Linked DNA regions of Homo sapiens: region 2 is linked to region 1. The links are chromatin loops, found by intact Hi-C in ENCODE. Cell type or tissue: dorsolateral prefrontal cortex. All regions are shown on one strand. Links, peaks and the distances in the headings refer to the core of each region. The heading gives the core; the rest is flanking DNA. Region 1 holds the start of KU-MEL-3 (a long non-coding RNA gene). Region 2 has its middle 83 kb from the start of LINC02533.

Region 1 (8,328 bases), core at 171-8,170:
AGCTGAGAGCCAACTAGCAGGTGACTGGCATGACCCTGATGAATGAGGTATTGTGTTGGGTGCCTTTAAGGGGCTTCTGTTGTGTGACCATGATGTCATTGGAGATCAGAAATGTGCATTTAGCTGTTTAAGGTCACATGAGGGCAGAGGCACATGTGAATGTGGGTTCTCTGGGTTGGGTTCTCTCATGCCATGGTGATTACGGTTTGCCCTTCTGGGGAGGAAGCAAACAACTGTCTACACTCTTTGTGGGCAAGAGCTTGCCAGGCTGTGCTTCATGGTCACTAAGGATGCTGGCTGGGAAGGAGCAGGATGGGATGCTTGGGCAGAAGAGGGATACAGCTGAGGAGTTGCAGGTGGGTCATGCAGGTGGGTGGTGGTTTAGTGCTCCCGCCTGAGCTTCATGGGCTCTCTAGCCCAGCTGAGGTCAGGTCGAGTACCCAGCACCCTGTGATAAAAGGAGGGCCTGCTCATTATGGTGACATTTCTTTCCGTGGTAACTGTCTGAGCCTTTTGCTCTGGACTGAAGATAAAAAGCCACCTCTTTGTGGGAGGAGGCCACATAGACAGGCCAGGGCTGGGAGAACAATGGGCAGGTACTCCACTGGGTTCCCAGCAGCAACATTGTAGGAGCAGCCATGTGAAAAACGAGAAAGTGGGTTTTGGCCATGGTTTGGGTTATGGAGGGAGAAAGTGAGGGAAACCTCCAGGTCATGCCAAGATTTCAAAGCAGGAGCGACAGCTCTTTGGCCCAAGTGCAGGCACAGCCCTTGTTGTAATGCTGTCTGCCAGGCAACGGCTACATTCTGGGAAGACAGAGGCAACCCCCAAATCCTTTGAGCTCATCTCTTTTTGACTCACAGATGGATCTCCCCCATGAGCAACACTTTGTGGAGTTTTGGAATGGATTTCGTGTTGCAACAGTGTTTTCTAGCTGGTTGTCTAATTTAAGTGGTGAGTCTGCAGAATGTCCAGGGAGGATTTGAATTCAGATGATAAGGCTGCATGGATTGCAATGCTGACAGATTTATGCACAGCATTGCAGGAAGGTCTCCAAGTCACTGAAAATGTTTCTGAAGGTCACTGCAAACTCTTTGCGTGGGACATAATCTATGAAAGTTTTGAGTTCTCCTTGTTTTCTCTAGAGTAATGATTCTGAAATACTGTTGCTAAGTGGTCAAAGCTACTTTTCTCAGCCCTTTTCTTTCTCCTCTCATTTTCTGTTGGTTCCTTCTGGAAGGAAGGAGAAGCATTTTCTCACTGAAGCAACATCTAAGTTACAATGCCTCATGCTCACCATTGCTCCAGGCCCCAGGGTGCTTTGCAGTTATGCAGTCCTGTCTAAATGAGTGCTCCAGTGGATGACAGAAAATGCTGCTTCAAAGATGTTAACCTGGATGCATAGAAAATTTTCTTGTTTTTTTGTTTTTTTTTTTTTTTTTTTTTTTTGAGACGGAGTCTCGCTCTGTCCCCCAGGCTTGAGTGCAGTGGCATGATCTCGGCTCACTGAATAAGTGTTGACTATAGAAAAAAAGAGAAAATTAGAAATGGTACCTTGACTCTACACTTCTAACAATCGCAGTCTGCTGTATTCTGGTAGTTTCCTGATGCGAAGGACGTTAAGCAACGTGTGTGTGTGTGTGTGTGTGTGTGTGTGTGTGTTTTAAATCTAGGATTGAATACAGACCATCTATTTTGGGTCTGAATGACCCAGTCTGGCAGTGGGTGATCTCATTCCATTGGACAATTTGGTCCAAAAAGCATTTCATTAATTACACTCAGCGCAACAACTTGCCCAGGAATCTGCTTCTGTGCTTGGAGAATAATCCCACTTTATAAACAATCCACTTTATTTAGCACAGGCCTTCAAGAAAACACCAGACACTGACATGATGAATTGCTCTCTTGGGAGCACGGGTGGGTGAGACTGGGGAGGAGGATGGGAAGTGAGAACTTGGTCCGTTTACCGGAAGACAGCAGCACACAGATCTGCTTGCACCCTGTACCTCATTGTCTAGGATAACAGGATTCCACAGCCTTGCCCTGATAGAAGCAACTCGGCAATTAATGGGTTGATGGCCCACAGTCCTTCCAAGGAAAACCCATGTTTGCTTGCTGCAGCCACGTGGACAACAGGCAGGCTCACCACAATGCCTGCAGGCCCTTCCTGGTCTCTCAATTTCACTCCTTCAACAAGCGTTTAGCAGATGCCTCCTCCTTATTACCTTCTGTATTAGGTGCTGGGGATACACTGGGAGAAGGTTCTTGTTCTTAAGGAACTTCTGATCCTACAGCAAGCCAGTGATGAGGGGAGAAGTGGTAGAATGGGGGGGATTCACAGCATGAGCACACAGAGGAGGGATACTCACTATGGGGCAGGGAGTGGAGGCTGGTGCTTAGTCGTCAGCATTCATTCTCTGGAACTCTGTGGACCCGTGCTTCTATATTTGCACATAGTAAGTTCTAATTTAACCATGAATTTTGGAAAAACCGTGATCATAGAGTTTCTTTCTCTGTCTTCCTTTCTCATCTCTTCCTCCTTTCTCTCTCCTTATGAACAGCGGTCTTTTCAAAGTTAGCCCATAGGATTGGGACCAAGCCTGAGATTCCAAACAGTGTTGGAGAGGGTGGAGTGTAGAGAAGCACCTGAGTCTCATGGTGAAGTTAGAGACAGGGACCCCGAGGCCTGGCATGATTGGAAGCAGGGCACAAAGATGAGTGTAGAGCAGAGGCCAGCGGGAGGGTAAGGAGCCTGGAGGTCAGGAGGCCTGCAGAGGGGAGAAGAGCAGAAACAGGGTCGGGAAGTGCCCCAACCCAGCAGTCCCTGCCTCCGCAAACAAGACTTGCTGGACACCAAGGCAGCCTCCTGACCTGACTTGCACACCAGTCACACACTTGCCTCCCAACAGGAATGACTAGACTCCGGAGCTCACCTGAGGCCTGCAGGTAGGAGCTGGAGAAGGATGAGGTCGGGGCGAGGAGTTCGCGGAAGCATTGGCAGGCCTGGACTCTCCTTTGCGCTGTTTCGTGGTTTATTTCCCAGCTCTAAACAAGGACGTCCTGCAAACTTCTGATGGGTTTGGTTTTGTGGTAACTTCTTAGAGAGCTCAGAGCATCAAGGAAGAACATTTCCTCAGGATGCTGAGGCGTGGACTGGCTTTCATCTCAATTTTCTTCAGCTGATTTCCTTCAATGTTGTTTTTCTCTTTTGAACAAAAGAATATGCTGTTTGTTCGGTCACATGGACTTGTGGTTACTCACCCGTGGAAGGAGGCCACCCCTCGAGACTCTGGCAAGAGCAGGGGAAATTCCTTTCAACACCAGCCCCGAGGAATTCTCATGATCCTGGTTTCCATTTTGGTCAAATTAAAGATGAAAGGACTCGATCCAGCACTGAGGAGGACGATAGTTTTGATTCTGAGGGAGACACAGCTAGATGAAAAACCAGGCTAACCTTTTATCTGGTATGAGAGTGGAGAGGCACATCCTGTGACAAATTGAGCATCCATTGTGTGAGGAATTCCTGCTTCAGGCCCCATCTCAGAAATCAAAGCCTTGTAGGTGAGGAGAAACAACCGTGAGGCGGCAGGTTTATTTATTTATTTTCCCACCAAAGTCTTAGATAACTTTACTGGGTGCCTGCCTTCTTTTTGGTTTTGTGTTTGCATAATTTTAGAAATGCCATTAGGAATAGCTGCTTTCCTAGAGAAAGTTTCCAGTTGGTAAAAACAGGACAAGCTGTTTTCGATAATCATGAACCTTTTCATTTGAAGGGTTCTTTTCCATACTCCTGACTCCCACCACCTCTGATATAGGTAATTCCATGAACTTTAGCACTTCTTGATTTGGTATTCTTTAAAAAATTTTAAATTGTGGCAATATACACATAACATAAAATTTAACATCATATCCAATTCTTTTATTTTTAAAAAGATTTATTTATTTATTTGAGATAGGGTGTCGCTCTGTTACCCAGACTGGAGTGGAGTGGTGTGATTACAGCTCACTGTGGCCTCAACCTCCTGGGTTCAAACAATCCTCTCACCTCAGCCTCCTGAGTAGCTGGGGCTACAGGCTCACGTCCCCACACTGTTTAATTTTTTAAATTTTTTGTAGAGATGGGATCTCACTATGTTGCCCAGTCTGGTTTCAAACTCCTGGCCTCAAGCAGTTCTCCTTCCTTGGTCTCTGAAAGTGTGGAGATTATAGGCATGAGCCCCTGTGCCTAACCTCCGGAAGTCTTTCCATCCTCCCGAACTGGAACTCTGTACACGTTAAATCCTAACTCCCCACTTCCCTAGCCCCACTCTGCAGTCCCTGGCATCCCCTTTCTACTCTCAGTCTCTACGAGTTTGACTAATCTAGGACCTTATATAGGTGGAATCAGCAATACTTGTCATTTTGTGACTGGCTTATTTCACTTAGCATAATGTCCTCATAGATTTGGCATTCTTTTACTTTGTCTTTAAAATACTATTTCCTCTTAACATCCAAGGGCTAACTCATTTAAACTTTGGAAAGGTCATCAATAAAATTTAAAAATATTTCCTAAGCCTGGAAATTGTAAAGACAAGTATGGATCTGTGAAACACCCTATTGCTTGCAGCAGAGCGGAACATCTCAGAGGTGAAAAACCAAGTGAAGAAGAGGCTCGTGTTAAGTGGCGCCAGCTGGGAACGTCCTGTACAGTAGGGCGCTGAGCCCTCAGGCCCGCAGCCAGGGGTAGGGGATTCTCTGCAGATGTGCCCTCCTCATGGCTGGTGCCGGTGGTCACGCTGCTCTCCTGGGGCCGTGGCGACAGCTGTCCATGGAGTAGGGCTGGCAGCGGCTCTGGAGGGAGGCATCTGCCCGGGCTGTCACCGGAGTGAAAGAACAGGAGGCAGCTGCGCAGAGGCAATGGCAAGGACAGGAGCAGAGGACACAGAAAAAACACCCTCGATCTCCTTGTGTGCTTTCCCCCAAAGCACAGGCCCCAGCCTGGTCATCGTGCCTCCCCAAAGTCAGGGAATACCCCAGAGGCTGTTCCTCCTCTCCGTGTTCAGGCCTGGCAGTCTGTTCTTGGACAGAGAAGGCTCATGCCAAGGCAGCTGCCCGGCAGTGTCACACGAATGCTGGAACAAGGGGGGCTGGGTGAGGACACCAGACCATTCATCTCACAGACACGGCCTTTAAAAGCTCCTTGAGGTTTTCTTATGTCTCAGTAGCAATGCAAATAATCTCTAAGAACCGTGACACCATCTTTTTCAAAGACATGTAATTTGCTACTGTCAATAACACGGATTTCCCACCCGAAAGAGCCAATGTGTTTTCTCGCTATTTATCAAATCTTTTATACTCTGATGACTAATGGAAAATACAATGGCAATTTGTTACTGTTTTGGCATTGTTTGCTATCAGAAGTGACACTGGAACAAAGGGGTAATAAGTTATGGTTGCATTCAAAGTTTATTCTCTCCTGCGGGAGTATACACACTCACATATCAATAGGAGTTGATAACTATAATGTGTGTAGCCTTTATGAATTATCTGTGTAATAATTTTCACTTTAAAAAAGCATGTTCCCATCCGTCAGTTCATTTCGGCATCACGAGAATGTTTATGATATTGTTTCAGTTGAACAGAACGAGACTTAAAGGAGAAATGGCTTGTCGAAGGCCCTATAGGAAGTCAATTGGGGCTAAAATTAGGTCTCCTGAGTCTTAAACCAGGGCTCTTTCCACTAAACTGTACTTGAGAAGAAGGTGTCAGAACCACAGGAAGCATGGTGAGAGATGTGTTTCTTTCTCCTGCTGACTTCTCCCCAGCCCCAGCCCAGACAATTCTGAAATGTTAGAGTAGTGATTGCTTGAGAACCAAGGGGACTATTTGGCTGAGCTGTTTAAAATTGCCGTTTTTAAAAGATTAAAACAGTCAAATATCAACAATTGCAAATGTTTCAAACTAATTGCTCTCCCCAGATTTATATAAGGTTATATTTCCCGTGTAGCGTCAAATTGGTCTTTTTATTGGTTAATTTGGCTGGTCGCTTTGCTTTCAATTTTGCTGCCCCTTGGTCTGAAACAGCCAGTGACCTCAGATCATTGTTTTAGTGGCTTCTGTAACCAAATCGAGCCAATTATAGAGGCAGCTGGCCAAACCATGCAATTAACCCCAAGCAAGGCAATTCAGGGTCATGTAAGTATGACTCACAAATGACCAGCCTATAAGAATTTTCAACAGGTCTAACCTGCTCTTGGTTACTGCACATTTTGCCTGAAAAAACAATTAGATCATATTCTTTTTCTGTTCATCTGGCATACGTTTGCATGAGTTCTGGTGAGTGGGAGATTTCCAAGGCTGTTACAGGGGGATCATTAGAAAATCAGGAGGGATCTTGGCCGAATGTCAAGAATGAAGGAGCAGCAAGTCAAGCCGCCAAGGAAACACACATTAGAGTCATTCGTTCTCACCACTCGGCGGAAGCTGGTAACTCGCTCCACTGGCCAGGCTTCCCACCATCTGGAGTGGAGTCCGGGTGCTCCTACCAGGGATGGATGAGCTCCAAGTGCAGGCAGCCTGGCACAAGGGCCGCGGCCACCAATGCTGGAAGATAGAGCCTCCTGCTTCCTGCAGACAGCAGAGCAATGAGGATGGCGCTTTGTGCCTTTTCTGGTTACAAGGTGCTATTGTGAATCACTTGATGTTGAGCGTGAAATTACATGGAGCTGTGAAGCCTTTGGTGCTGCCGACTGGGAGGAGCAGTGTTTCCAAGGTGTTTCTCTGTGTCCCTGTTTCTGGCAGCGAGGGCTTCATTTTCACTTTGCGTTCCAAGTGGGGAGAGTTTACAAAAGGGCAGGGCAGAAGAACAGTGGTTCCCACAGAAAGATTACAGATGCATGGGCTAATGTTAGAAAGACAGCAAGGGGCAGCTGCCCACAATCCCGGCAGGAACGTGTCAGACCATGCTGGAGGAAAGCAAAGTCAATGGAGAATGACTTGGTGCAGTGGAAAGTCAGCTCTATGGACCAAAATCCTTCAGCAACCCTGATTTGTAACATTTGCCAATATCTGTGGTGTAAAAAATACTCCCACTGTGGCCAATTTCAAATTGCCAATAGCTTAACAACTGGCTTGCAAAATTTCTGGGTGTTTGATACTCTTCTCTTTAGAGCCTGTGTGAGTTGGCTCCAAAGAGGCACTGAGTGGCTTAAAAACGGAAATCAGGCAAATGTATAAGCAAAGTTAAAGTTTACGTAAGGATATTGGGGTGAGAAGCAAGTGTCTCGGAGTGACCCATCCCCTGCCCTATTTCGTTTGCCTCCCTTTTTTGTAAGTTCTCCAAGGATCAGCACTCCCTTGACCAATCACAAGCATCCCAGTCCCAGGTGACCTAACCCACTCAGGCCCCACCCCTGCAGTCCCTAGAGCTGGTGGTCTTCCTACAGACCCCCTTCTACACTTGCGTGGCATCAGCAACGCGTGCTGCACCTGCAGTGCAGAGGTCTCGGGTTCCAGCAGGCAGGCTGAGCACTGAGGGCAGGTTGCTTGTCTCCTGGAGGGAGCCGTTGAGGAGCTGTCACTTCGCTGGAGCATGTATTGGCCTCAGATTCCTCCCCTAGCGGGCTCCATGCATAATTTTAAAAAGCCAATTGCAGGAGTAGGAATTCAGTTCAATTGTGGGGAAGGTAGAACCCAGCTTTTAGGTAGTGTGGGTTTATAATTCTATAGGATGGGCTTATTCAGAAATAAATTCATGTGACTCTGAGTGAAGAATTGAGTATCTAATAATAAATTTTTCTTCCAGTTATGCAACCATTAGTGCTGTGTTTGTGTTTTGGCCAACACGCTTTTTAAGCTAGGCCTCAGTTTCCTGAGTGCAAAAATGAGTGGCAGAAATGAACTGAGGTCTGAGGCTTCTGTCTGTCCTGGCATGCTGTGGTTCTGGGACGCTAGTGGTGCCAGGGCACCGTTTCCCCACACTTTTCCATAAAGTCTTCAATCCCTTTATACATTTGATTGTTGGTTTTTGTACTCCTGGGACACCTAGTGCTCCACTGAACATCACTATTTAGCTGTGCCACAAACAAGGTATTTTTTGGCTACACAAACTTGGAGTGCACTGTAGGTCAAACTAGCACTTTACTATGAGTTTTCCTTAGAATCTCTGATAGTCCAGGGTACATTGTGTATGTCTGTTTCCAAAAGGGAAACTCAATGCTCATGGATTCCCAAATGTTTTAACTGCAAATCATCTTGTTGTTTTTTTTTTAAATACTGTATTAGTCTCCTAGTGCCACAAATTGGGTGACTCAAAACAACAGAAATTTATTTTTTCACGGTTTTGGAGGC
Region 2 (8,328 bases), core at 291-8,290, 200 kb after region 1:
CCCATTCAATATGATATTTGCTGTGGGTTTGTCATAAATAGCTCTTATTATTTTGAGATATGTTCCATCCATACCTAGTTTATTGAGAGTTTTTAACATGAAGGGTTGTTGAATTTTATCAAAGGCCTTTTCTGCATCTATTGAGATAATCATTTAGTTTTTGTCATTGGTTCTGTTTATGTGATGGATTACGTTTACTGATTTGTGTGTGTTGAACCAGCCTTGCATCCCGGGGATGAAGCCAATTTAATTATGGGGGATACGTTTTTTGATGTGCTACTGGATTCAGCTTGCCAGTATTTTATTGAGGATTTTCACATTGATGTTCATCAGGGATACTGGCCTGAAGTTTTCTTTTTTTGTTGTGTTTCTGCCTGATTTTGGTATCAGGATGATACTGGTTTCATAAAATGAGTTAGGGAGGAGTCCCTCCTTTTCAATTGTTCGGAATAGTTTCAGAAGGAATGGTACCAGCTCCTCTTTGTACCTGTGGTAGAATTTGGCTGTGGATCTGTCTGGTTCTGGGCTTTTTTGTTGTTGTTGTTGGTAGGCTATTAATTACTGCCTCAATTTCAGAACTTGTTATTGGTGTATTCAGTGATTCAACTTCTTCCTGGTTTAGTCTTGGAAGGGTGTATGTGTCCAGGAAATTATCAATTTTTTCTAGATTTTCTAGTTTATTTGCATAGAAGTGTTTATAGTATTTACTGATGGTAGTTTATATTTCTGTGGGGTCAGTGGTGATATCTCCTTTATCATTTTTTATTGTGTCTATTTGATTCTTCTCTCTTTTCTTCTTTATTAGTCTAGATATTGGTCTACTTATTTTGTTAATTTTATCAGAAAATCAGCTCCTGGATTTATTGATTTTTTGGAGGTGTTTTTGTGTCTCTATTTGCTTCAGTTCTGCTCTGATCTTAGTTATTTCTTGTCTTCCGCTAGCTTTTGGATTAGTTTGCTCTTGCCTCTCTAGCTCTTTTAATTGTGATGTTAGGGTGTCAATTTGAGATCTTTCTAGCTTTCTAACATGGGCATTTAGTGCTATAAATTTCCCTCTTAACACTGCTTTAGCTGTGTTCCAGAGATTGTAGTATGTTGTCTCTTCGTTCTCATTGGTTTCAAAGAACTTCTTGATTTCTGCCTTAATTTCATTATTTACCCAGTAGTCATTCAGGAGCAGGTTGTTCAATTTCCATGTAATTGTGTGGTTTTGAGTGAGTTTCTTAATCCTGTGTCCTCATTTGATTGCACCGTGGTCTGAGAGACTGTTCATTATGATTGCAGGGCTTTTGCATTTGCTGAGGAGTGGTTTTTCTTTTCTTTTCTTTTCTTTTTTTTTTTTTTTTGAGATGGAGTCTTGCTCAAGGAGTGTTTTACTTCCAATTATGTGGTTGATTTTAGAATAAGTGCCATGTGGCACTGAGAAGAATGTATATTCTGTTGATTTGGGGTGGAGAGTTCTGCAGATGTCTATTAGGTCTGCTTGGTCCAGAACTGAGTTCAAGTCCTGGATATCCTTGTTAATTTTCTGTCTCATTCTGTCTAATATTGACAGTGGGGTGTTAATGTCTCCCACTATTATTGTGTGGGAGTCTAAGACTTTTTGTAGGTCTCTAAGCACTGGTTTTATGAATCTGGGTGCTCCTGTATTGGGTGCATATATATTTAGAATAGTTGGCTCTTCTTGTTGAATTGTTTCCTTTACCATTATGTAATGCCCTTCTTTGTCTTTTCTGATCTTTGTTGGTTTAAAGTCTGTTTTGTCAGAGACTAGGATTGCAACCCCTGCTTTATTTTGCTTTCATTTACTTGGTATGCTTTCACTTCCCTTTTTTGCTTTCATTCGCTTTCATTTCCCTTTATTTTGAGCCTATGTGTGTTTTTGCATGTGAGATAGATCTCCTGAATACAGCACACCAATGGATCTTGACTCATCCAATTTGCCAGTCTGTGTCTTTTAAATGGGGCATTTAGCTCATTTACATTTAAGGTTAGTATTGTTATGTGTGAATTTGATCCAGTCATCATGATGCTAGCTGGTTATTTTGCATACTAGTTGATGCAGTTTCTTCATAGTGTCATTGGTCTTTATTTTTTTGGTGTGTTTTTGCAGTGGCTGGTACTGGTTTTTCCTTTCCATATTTAGTGCTGCTTTCAGGAGCTCTCACAAGGCACGCCTGGTGGCAATGAAATTCCTCAGCATTTGCTTGTCTAGAAAGGATTTTATTTCTCCTTCACTTATGAGGCTTAGTTTGGCTGGATATGAAATTCTGGGTTGAAAATTCTTTTCGTTAATGATGTTGAATTTTGGCTCCCACTCTCTTCTGGCTTGCAGAGTTTCTGTTGAGAAGTTTGCTGTTAGTCTGATGGGCTTCCCTTTGTAGGAGATCTGTCCTTTCTCTCTGGCTGCCCTTAACATTTTTTCCTTCATTTTGACCTTGGACAATCTGATGATTATGTGTCTTGGAATTGGTCTTCTCATGGAGTATCTTTGTGGTGTTCTCTGTATTTCCTGAATTTGCATGTTGGCTTGTCTTGCTAGGTTGGGGAAGTTCTCCTGGATAATATCCTGAAGTATGTTTTCCAGCTTGTTTCCATTCTCCCCATCTCCTTCAGGTACTCCAGTCAATCATAGGTTCAGTCTTTTTACAAAGTCCCATATTTCTTGGAGGCTTTGTTCATTCCTTTGCATTCTTTTCTCTGTAATCTTGTCTGCATGTCTTCTTTCAGCAAGGTGGTCTTCAAACTCTGATATCCTTTCTTCCCCTTGGTTGATTTGGCTATTGATACTTGTGTATGTCTCACAAAGTTCTCGTGCTGTGTTTTTCAGCTCAATCAGGTAATTTATCTTCCTCTCTAAACTGATTATTCTAGTTAGCAGCTCTTCTGACCTTTTATCAAGGTTCTTAGCTTCTTTGCATTGGGTTAGATCATGCTTCTTTAGCTCAGCAGAGTTTTTTGTTGCCCATCTCCTGCAGCCTACTTCTGTCAATTCATCCATCTCATCCTCTGTCCAGTTCTGTACCCTTGCTGGAGAGGAGTTGCAATCATTTAAGAGAAGAGGCACCCTGGCCTTTTGGGTTTTTCAGTGTTTTTTCATTGATTCTTTCTCATCTGCATATTTGTCTAGTTTTGCTCTTTGAGGATGCTGATCTTTGGATGGGGTTTTTGTGGGGACTTTTTGTTGTTGATGATGTTGTTGCTTTCTGTTTGTTTGTTTTTCTTTCAATAGTCAGATCCCTCTTCTAAAGGGCTGCTGCTGTTTGCTGGGGGTTCACTTCAGACCCTACTCATCTGGTTCGCTCCCATGCCTACAGATATCACTCAAGGAGGCTGGAGAACAGCAAAGATGAGTCCCTGCTTCTTCTTCTGGGACCTCTCACCTTGAGGGGCACTAACCTGATGCCAGTAGTATCACTCCTGTATAGGCTCTCTGACAACCCCTGTTGGAGGGTCTCACCCAGTTGGGTGGCACAGGGAACAGGACTGGTTTAATGAAGCATTTTGACTGTCCCTTGGTGGAGGGAGTGTGCTTCGCTTTGGGGAAACCCATTCATCTGGGCTGTCCAGATTCCTCAGAACTACCAGGAGGAAAGGCTAAATCTTCCTTTCCTCCTGGTAATGGAGGTGCGGCCACCCCTCCCATTAGGGGCTCAGGCCCAGGGAGATCTCGGTTCTGTCCCTGAGCCTCTGGCTGCAGTTGTTGGAGTTCCTGCAGGGAAGCCCTGCCCAGTGAGGAAGGATGTGTCAGTGTCAGGCCTGAAGAGGCGCTCTGGCCACAGTCTGCCACAGCTGGTATGTTGGGCTGTGGGGGACACCTCTTGGGGACCAAGCCGTGGTGCCTCCCTGACTCCAGCAGGAGAAAAGTGCGGCCTGACTATAGAAATGGCTTCTGCCCTTCCCCCGCTCAGGGAGCTTAGTGTGTTAGGCAGTTATGAGTCCCAGTGCTGGCTGCTGCCTCTACCCCAAGGAGCTCAAATGGCTTAGGCAGCAGGCAGCTGCAGCTGTGGTGTTGGTCACCCCTCCCCCCGGAAGCTTGGCAGGCTTAAGCAGATTCCAGTGAGGGGCTGTTGAGAATGTGCGCGGCTCCAAGTTTGGGACCCTAGGCCCCGGTGGCATGGGTTTGCCAGTGGGATCTTCCAATCCGTAGGTTGCACAGTTCTGTGTAAAAAGCACGGTTTCCCCGGCTGGGTAGCACGCTCACTCACCGCCTCCCTTTGCTGGGGGTGGAACTCCCCTGCCCCGTGTGGCTCTTAGGTGGCTGCCACACTCCACTGCTCTTCCTTCCTTATCATGGATCACATCAGGTGCCTAAGTCAGTCCTGATGAGAGAACCTGGGTAGCTTGGTTGCCCATGAAGGATTTACGCACCAATTATGGTTCTTTTTCATAGGAGCCTTTGATTGCCGCTGTTTCTAGTCGGCTATCTTGGCTCCACCTAGAGTGTAGTCTTTAGAGTAACTGAGACAGGTTTGGTTAAGGCTTGTCCACTCTGCCTGATAAAATATATATAATTAAATTATGTATACATCATATTGGTGCATTGTATGTCTTTCATTATAACCCATAATACAGTCAGATTTGTAGTGTTTACTATTCTTTCTTATAGGTCGTAATCTAATAGAAGAAAGGAATTACATTTCTTTTCTTAATTAATAAATAATTGATTTTTTGAGATGGGGTCTCACTATCTTGCCCAGGCTGGTCTTGAACTCCTGGGCTCAAGTGATTCTCCTGCCTCGGCCTCCCAATTAGCTGGGTCTACAGGTATGAAACACCATGCCTGGCTACATCTATTTATTGTTTGCATTAGGTTCAATATATTGCATTATATCTATAAGCTGCTTGGTAGTTCTGTGAAACCCTTGAAATTATAAGCAAAATTTTATGTCTGTATGTGTGAATACAATTTTCTGGAAAAGGGGTCCATCACTTTCTTTAATTTCTCAGGGAATTTCAAGAAGCCATACAAAGGAATAACCATTGGCCAAAGATCTCACAGAGTCTGTTTATTAAGTAAAAATCTGTTTGTAAGGCACATCAGTTGTAGTACTCGTGCACTAATTTGTAGGTTTTAAGATTTGGATTTTTCTGTATTAGTTGTTCTTGAAATGGGGCTTACATACATAGCAATTCCCTGCTGTGGGATGTTTCAGCTTCTTCTTTTTGCTGGCTGGCTGCCCATGGGCCTTTTCAATACTTTCCGCTTCTGCTGGGAGATGGAATGATACAAGGATAGGAGATAACACAAACCAGTGAGGGTAGCTGCATTATAAGCAGCTCCAATAAGAGCTTTCAGGGAGGGAGAGTTGAAACTACTGATCCAAATGAGGCTTGGGGATTATCAGTGGATATCAATTATCCATAACCTTCTGGTCTCCCATGACTATCAATGACTTAAAGTTGGATGTAAGCTTAAATGATTTCTTTTAACTAAATGAAAAGGATCAAGTTCATAAAGACTGGTGAGCCTTGAGAGTTATGCTAAGACTCCATCACCTGGGCTGGGGTTTTGGCTCGGGGAAGAATTTGATTGGCAGGAAGTAGCAGAATTTCATTTTTAATGCTCTGGTCCATTAATAGCATGAAAGCACCACAGGCTATCTTTGGGAGAATGTCCCTAAAAAGCACAGCACTTCTCAAAGGGGGCGGCATGCTGAAATCTCTACAGAAGGGTGGGAAGGAGAAGCATGAGTGTGTGTATGGGATTTGAAAAACTTCCAAGGGACTGTCACGTGCTGCCCTCCTTGTCCCCACCCTCAGCTGAGGACTCACTGGTCTGTGAAGAATGAAATAGTATCTGTGGGACACATTGTGCTTCTTGGCAAGTTCTGTATTTACCATACTGTTGTCCTGCTTGTTGGCATTCAGAAGCAAACTTGACTTAACACAGGATATCCACTATGCATATTCTAACGTTTCAGCTTCCCCCGTTTATGTTTTTTATTCTACATACACCTGCCTTGACTTTGTCATATTCCTGGTACATGGATTCAGATGGAGACAGTCAAACAGCAAAATTTAGTGTATTTATCTCCAATAATGTGTCTCCCTGGAAAGCAGGAGTCATTTATTTGGGAAGACTCCCCCATTTTCTTCATTTTTGTTGATGGCTGAGTAACAAAACCCAGCCACCTCTTCTTCCCCTACGCTGTGGAGCAGCAAGAGAAAAACTTCTGGCAAGTTTTCCAAAAGGTGCCAGCATCTCAATGACCAAAGGCAAGAATGTCGATGTTGTTCAGCTGGGTGTGTGCCTGGAACATTTGCCCCATTGGAAAAGGAGAAGGTTTGCCTCACAATAGAACTCTGTGTTTCCTGTTAACATTCTGGAAAAACAGAAAATAATAGCAACCCGGGCTCCTCGAGTGCAATGCCACCGTGCCATCCATTTTGTGGCCTTTGGTGTTATTTAGCATTTTGGGTGCTCTCTCTATTGCTAGAGTAAGCAGACATAGAAAAATAGAACGATCAAGGGATATGCACACGCACACACACATGCACACAGATGTCTTACAACAGCGACCTTGGGTCTCATGAGCAGCACAAAGCCCAGAGAAGTTAAACAACTGGCCTATAGTCACACAGCCATGGCAGCGATGGTCACACGTGTTTCTAAATGTGTTCCTTCAGTCCTACGCTTCAGCCCTGGGTGTTGCTGCTTTTGGCTCCCTTTACTTTTAATTTTGTTCTGTTCCTAAAAAAGAACCCAAGAAAAAGAATGCTTACACTACGAGGAACAGAATAACAGAATTCTGTGTTTTTTCATCTTGCTCACAGACCTCCAAACCCAGAGGAGAATTCTGAGTGAGTAGCAGGGTGAGAGCTAAGCCCCAGGCCACGTGCACATGACCCCCACCTCCAGCCGAAAGTCATGGTCACATGTCACGCCTCCATGCGGCTGCAGGGCCAGGCATGTACTAAGAGCCCTGCCATGGGCAGTGCCAGGACGGGAGGAGACACACACTGAGGGCAACTGCTCTGGCCACAGGACCGGAGGGACGCATCCGACCTGAGGCACCTTCCTCCTTGGAGATTTCTGCCTCTGCTTAATTACAGCTGGCTTCTCTGAAGTCAATCTGGTCAAGGTCAACTGGCCACTATGGGAAATCAAGCTCAGGGAGGTAAATTTAGAGAGCTGAAGGGACACCCTCACTGCCTGCTCCAGCTATGACTCAGCGGAAATTCTGAAATGAAGAGCCAAATGCTTGTGGAAGAGAGCAGCATAGAGGCGTGTGGGATTGGCAGTGAATGAGTAAACATCAGGAATGGCTGAATGAATGAATGAACAAATGAAAGCACGAGCCCTTTGCATCTGCAGAGCGGCTCTGGGGAAAGTAACTGGAGTTAAGGACTCTCTGCAATGGGTTAGTTGGAGGATGCTTACAGGACGTGTGGAGTCCTTGGGGGAGCCTGGAGGTGACACTTGCTCCCTCCACGTGACACCCATGCAGTTGGGCAAAGCCTCTGAGTTTGACGGAGGAGGAAATCCTAAGTGGATGGACTTGGAGAGGGCCCGTGGCTCCCAGCCACCATATGACATACAGAAACAGGGTCGGCGGGGTGGTCGGCGGCAGCTGGCAGGCGTCTCTGGTTGGAAACGGAGCAGCTACAAATAGGCGGTGACCTTCTGTAGCCATCCTGCTCCCACAGAAGGAGATGCGCTCTGGGAAGAGGCTGCTGGGTGTGTGCCAGTGCTGAGGCCAGGGGGAAGGAACTCAGTCTTCCCATTGCAAGGAGCTCAGCTCCTTTGGGTAGCAGAGGGAAGGGGGACACCTGTCTCCATCTGGGGTGGAGATCCTGGTCTTACATTCTGCCAGAATGAGAGCCTGAAACACACTCAGTGGAGAATCCTGAAGAAGGACATGTCAGACATAACCCCAGGCGGGGCTCCCGCAAAGGTAGGGCGGGACACTGTCACCTGCGACGGCCATGAAGACTATTCCTTTCTGACCAGCTGGACCCAGTTTTTCTGATGTAGATTAAAGGTGGCAGGAAAAAGACAGAGAGGGGTGCCAGGAAACATCTTTGCCTTCTACTAATTCCAGATTCATTTATTATTTCTTTTAATATTCATCTTTTAAGGGGTAAGTGTCCCTTTCAGAAAGTTATGCCAAAGTCTAAATTACTTGAGACGCTGGTTTGCTTTCCTTCAACACTCTGAGATGACACATTGCACTCTGCAAACATTTATTGAGAATTGCTTACGTACAAGGCACCGTGCCAGATCATAAGACCAAACAAAGATTAATATAAGATTCATAACATGGTCATTGCAAGAGCATGGGCTTTGGAGTCAGACTCAAGTTTAAATCTTAATTCTAGCCCTCT

The links. Peaks named below come from ENCODE experiments on the same cell type or tissue, not always from the same donor. Only the 100,000 strongest peaks of a DNase experiment are listed, where the experiment ranks them.
Region 2: it touches region 1 in a loop (2.9-fold over the local background); 3 of 110 quality-filtered maps call a loop at or near these places.

The regions. Positions count from the first base shown.
Region 1 is chr6:4,605,418-4,613,745 of GRCh38, reverse strand. KU-MEL-3 (a long non-coding RNA gene) reads right to left here and starts at 3,181. Exons shown (of 2, transcript NR_122107.1): 1 at 2,934-3,181; 2 at 1,827-2,768. In dorsolateral prefrontal cortex, for the core only: no CTCF peak of the experiment used is centred there; DNase peaks (open chromatin) are centred at 3,261, 4,765, 5,075 and 6,525; H3K4me3 peaks cover 2,651 bases; H3K27ac peaks cover 4,016 bases.
Region 2 is chr6:4,401,465-4,409,792 of GRCh38, reverse strand. No RefSeq gene overlaps it. Among named protein-coding and RNA genes, the nearest start is that of LINC02533, 83 kb to the left of the region's middle. RefSeq lists an enhancer at 6,299-7,172. In dorsolateral prefrontal cortex, for the core only: no CTCF peak of the experiment used is centred there; a DNase peak (open chromatin) is centred at 4,014; H3K27ac peaks cover 2,182 bases.